2 separate regions of the Mus musculus genome follow, and region 1 is linked to region 2. The links are chromatin loops, found by intact Hi-C in ENCODE. Cell type or tissue: heart. All regions are shown on one strand. Region 1 overlaps Gatad2b (GATA zinc finger domain containing 2B). Region 2 has its middle 2.1 kb from the start of Gatad2b.

What was found. A loop is a pair of places that touch in the nucleus more often than their neighbours do. Peaks named below come from ENCODE experiments on the same cell type or tissue, not always from the same donor. Only the 100,000 strongest peaks of a DNase experiment are listed, where the experiment ranks them.
Region 1: a loop joins it to region 2, with 2.5 times the contacts of the local background. A loop is called at or near these places in 6 of 42 quality-filtered maps.

The regions. Positions count from the first base shown.
Region 1 is chr3:90,341,689-90,344,188 of GRCm38, forward strand. Gatad2b (GATA zinc finger domain containing 2B) reads left to right here. Exons shown (of 11, transcript NM_139304.3): 2 at 1-306. Among named protein-coding and RNA genes, the nearest start is that of Slc27a3, 47 kb to the right of the region's middle. In heart, a CTCF peak has its summit at 1,354 (motif pointing left); no DNase peak of the experiment used is centred here.
Region 2 is chr3:90,289,820-90,292,319 of GRCm38, forward strand. No RefSeq gene overlaps it. Among named protein-coding and RNA genes, the nearest start is that of Gatad2b, 2.1 kb to the right of the region's middle. In heart, a CTCF peak has its summit at 963 (motif pointing right); no DNase peak of the experiment used is centred here; H3K4me3 peaks cover 339 bases; H3K27ac peaks cover 562 bases.

The sequences.
Region 1 (2,500 bases), 52 kb after region 2:
GAATCTTTTGAAGAGGAGTTTGGACCCAGCAGATGAGCGAGATGATGTTCTGGCAAAACGACTGAAAATGGAGGGGCATGAGGCCATGGAACGGCTGAAAATGTTAGCACTGCTCAAAAGGAAAGATTTGGCAAATCTTGAGGTGCCGCATGAGTTACCTACTAAGCAAGATGGCAGTGGTGTCAAGGGTTATGAAGAGAAACTTAATGGAAATCTCAGGCCTCATGGAGACAACAACAGGACTGCTGGAAGGCCCGGCAAAGAAAACATCAATGATGAGCCTGTGGATATGAGTGCTAGACGGAGGTATGGAACAGTTTAGCTGCCTTTAGGGATTGGGTCGTCTTAAAATAAGCTTGTAAAAATGGGATGAATCTCAGTGAGAGGATGGTGCTTTTTATCCTAAAACTGCCCTTTTTGTATTTTGCTGTTTTGCAACAGGGTCTCATTCTATTGTAGTCATGCTGGTCTTGAACTTATAGCAGTCCTCTTGTCTCAGCATATCAGTGCTGGGATTACATATATTAGCTACCACATCATGGCATCCTAAAGCTTCTAGAAAGATCTGTGTCCTCTGGCTTGAACTGAGCAAGAGTTTCTCTTTTTTCCAGATGAAGCTAGTAGCTCATAATGAAAGTCATTATTCTTACCTAAGATAAAATATTTATTTCTAGGGACCAGAGAGGTGACAAAATAACTCATAGTGTTTGCTGCCCAGTCTTGAGGACTGGACTTCAAATCCTAGTTCCCACATCAAATGGTTCTCAACCGCCTGTAATTCCAACTCTTAAGTGGTCCAGCACCCTTTCCTATCCTGTATGGGCACCTGTGCAGACTTCTTTCTTCTTTAAAAAAAAAAAAAGGTCATTTCTGGAATAAGGTGACATTAGATTCTAACCCAATTAGTATTTCTTTGTTTTGTTCCCTCCTCCTAAGATGGCTTTAGGATTAAATCAAACAAATTGGTATCATCCAGGTAGTGGCAGCGCATGCCTTTGATCCCAGCACTCTGGAGGCAAGGGCAAGTGTATCTCTGAGTTTAAGGCTAGCCTGGTGTACAGAGCAAGTTTCAGGACAACCAGGCCTACACAGAGAAACAAAACAAAACAAAAGGGATTTAGGATCTATTTGGATTCTGTTTCATGAACTTGGCTTTTCTTTTGTCAAAAGGAACATTATGCACATAATGGTCCCTGCAATTCTTCAATTCTTGCTCTATCTGTACCACTTTCTAGAGGGGCTGGAGAGATGGCTCAGCGGTTAAGAGCACTGACTGCTCTTCTGAAGGTCTGAGTTTAAATCCCAGCAACCACATGGTGGCTCACAACCACCCATAATGAGATCTGATGCCCTCTTCTGGCGGGTCTGAAGACAGCTACAGTGTACTTACATATAATAAATAAATAAATAAATAAATAAATCTTTTAAAAAAATTTTAAGAAAAAAAAGACTAAAAAAAAAATTTTTTTTTTTTAAAAGAAAGGAACCTAGAACTAACTGAGGCTTAAATCAACCTGGTAGTTGAATCAGAATATAGATACCCCTAGTTTTAAGGAGACTGTTTATCAGTAGTTTAGAAATACTTGATAAAAGTAAGAATTACTCGTTATTCATTTTATTTGACCTTCCTGGTTTTTATCCTGGATTAGTATCAAAGTAGGATCTTTAACAAACTAGACTAGAGAGAAGGAAGGAATAGTTAATGCCTTACATGTGTTTCTTTCTTTCTTTTGATAGTCTTGTCCTAGAACTCTTCTTAAAAACAACAAAATCCCACCAAACCAAAAAAAAAAAAAAACCTGAAGTAATTACTGTTGGTATTAGTATTTAAAAACTTCAAACAAATTCCTTAGTGATCCTGAAAGAGATTTCTTTTTTTTTTTTTTTAAATTAGGTATTTTCCTCGTTTACATTTCCAATGCTATCCCAAAAGTCCCCCATACCCACCCCCCCAATCCCCTACCCACCCATTCCCATTTTTTGCCCCTGGCGTTCCCCTGTACTGGGGCATATAAAGTTTGCATGTCCAATGGGCCTCTCTTTCCAGTGATGGCTGACTAGGCCATCTTTTGATACATATGTAGCTAGAGTCAAGAGCTCCGGGGTACTGGTTAGTTCATATTGTTGTTCCACATATAGGGTTGCAGTTCCCTTTAGCTCCTTGGGTACTTTCTCTAGCTCCTCCATTGGGAGCCGTGTGACCCGAAAGAGATTTCTTTTGGAAGCTACATGTAGATTTGGAGAAATGTTATATAAGTGGATCAACCTTACATTCTTCAGGAGGGATGGTATGGATGAATGGGAACATGTGAATGAAATACTAGATAGATTTTTCATGTTCCAAACTAAGCTCTTTAAGCACATCTTTCATGGACACATTGTACACCACTTTGACAAACTGGCAATGCTGTTTAATTCTATTTATTCAAAAGTCAGAATATGGGATTGATCATCTAGGTCAAAATCCAGTGTCTGCTTAACCTGTGTAAGGTGCTAGAAT
Region 2 (2,500 bases):
GCCCTGGCTGTCCTGGAAATCACTCTGTAGACCAGGCTGGCCTCAAACTCAGAAATCTGCCTGTCTCTGCCTCCTGAGTGCTGGGATTAAAGGCGTGGGCCACCACTGCCCAGCGAAATTTGATTTCAAATGTAGGAAAGAGCAGAGGATTATTTTTCTTTTTAAGAGGCGAGCACTGGGCAGTGGTGGCGCAAGCCTTTAATCCCAGTTTTGTCTTTGAGCATAACCATTAAAAAATTGCAACTAAACTCTTCCCCCACCCTCCGAATCACTAATAACCACCAACCTTGACTCTCAGGGCCCTTGAATTTATATATCCTTTGAAAAGTTCCCAGAATTCCAAATGTCACACAATCACAGGAATTATCTGCAGCTGGCAAAACCACAACTCTGCTAGAGCAGGAGGCAAATCATAGTCAGCTGCTGTGGGTAGTCTGCAGCAGCCCCACATCCCTACACCTGGGATTAAAACAAGGGCACATTCCTTTAATATTTGTGTTTTTTTTTTCTCCCCAAAGAAACCCAAATTCCAGAATTCTTACTACAGATGGCTCTTTAGACAGCAGAGGAACTTTGCATTGATGATGGACAAAGCTTTAGTCAAGAAGAATTTCTGGCCGGGCGGTGGTGGCGCACGTCTTTAATCCCAGCACTCACATCACAGAGTACGTGCCTGGTTGAGTGTACTGTAGGACTTCTGTAACAGTAAACCTTAGATCTACACTAGGTGCTTTATCCTTTGTTCAGTGACTCAAGAGAGTCAGCAAAAGCTGAAGATGATGGAGTTAAAATATAAACAAGCTGAATTTGGAGCTAAAATCGTGAAATCATTGGAACATTAGGAAAATTCTTATAGTTCTTGAGTGTATATATCAAATGCTATATTTTTATAAAAGTGTATTTTGTGTGTATAGATGTTTTGCCTGCATGTGTGTCTGTTTACCACTTGTGTGCCTGGTGCCTGTGGAGGAGGCCAGAAGAGGGCATCAAATCCCTGGATTACAGAAGCCACCCCATGGGTGCTACTTGGTCTTCTAGAAGGACAAGCAATGTTTTTTTTTGTTTTTTGTTTTTAACTGCTGAGCCATTGTTTCTCCAATCCTGAATACTATATTCTTGTTCTTGGCATGGCCCAGAATATTAAAGGTATGTTATTTTATAATCCAAACAATAAGCCTATGAGTTATATTCAGCACTCTCCTTGTACAGTTGGGTGAACAAGAGAATAGATTAAAAAAAAAAAAGGAATCTGTACTTGTACAACAATCATAGAACTGGTTAGGTTCAGAGCCAAGATCTAAACCTAAATACTTTAACTCAAGGTTATGTTATTTATTTATCTGGACACAATACTTGAATACAAATAGGTTTTTTGTTTGTTTAACCTTATAATACAAACTAATTGTATGGTCCAGGTCTGGTGACTCAGTATTGTAATCTCAACACTTGTGAGACTGAGGCAGGAGGATTGCCACAAGTTCAAGACGGTTTTTTTTTTTTTTCAAGACGGTTTCTCTGTGTAGCCCTGGCTGACTTGGAACTCACTCTGTAGATCAGGCTGGCCTCGAACTCAGAGATTCACCTTCCTCTGCCTCCCAAGTGTTGGGATTAAAGGCATGCACTGTCATGTCCAGCTCTCCATCATAATTAACTTTATTTATATAATTTGCAGTATTGGGTTTTGAACATGCTAACTAGTATTCTAGGACAACTCTTGTTTTTTGTTTTTTTGTTTGTGTGTTTTTTGAGACAGGGTTTCTCTGTATAGTCCTGGCTGTCCTGAACTCACTTTGTAGACCAGGCTTGCCTCAAACTCAGAAATCTGCCTGCCTCTGCCTCCCGAGTGCTGGGATTAAAGGCGTGTGCCATCTCTAGGTCAACTCTTAACAAATTAATTTTTAGGTATTTACAAACTGTGTTTTCCTTGCATGAATGTGTATGCACTGTAGGAGCCCCTGGTGCTCAGGGAAGTCAGAGGGGTGCTATGGAGCCCTTGAACTGGAATTACAGATAGGTACCTGGGTCCTCTGAGGAGCAACAAGTGCTTAACTATTGAACCATCTCTTCAGCCCCCCTTTAAAGGAATCTGAAACATCTTCATATCTAGCCTTGGCTAACCTGTGACCTCAGCATCCCAGTGGTGAAGTTACATTTGTGCACCATCATGTCAGGCTTACAATTTTATTTCCATAGTGATTTGAAAAAATGTCTTCTCTACTGTCTCTGGCACTAGTTAGATCTGACTTTTAATCATTGCTCAGTTGCTGTCTACCTTTGGCAAGTTGCTTAATCTGACCCTGTTCCTTAGTACACATGGGTTAAAATCTCAAGTCTGTCACATGTGTAACTTTGTCTTTTAATCGATACCTTATTGTCCTCATCTGTAAGATAGGATGGCCAGTACTTGCCTCACAGAGAGTAAGAATTCATTGTTCTTGTTCCCCCAAAAAGTTATTATTCTTTCAATGTGTTTATTTTTGTGATAATTAGTTCTCATTTC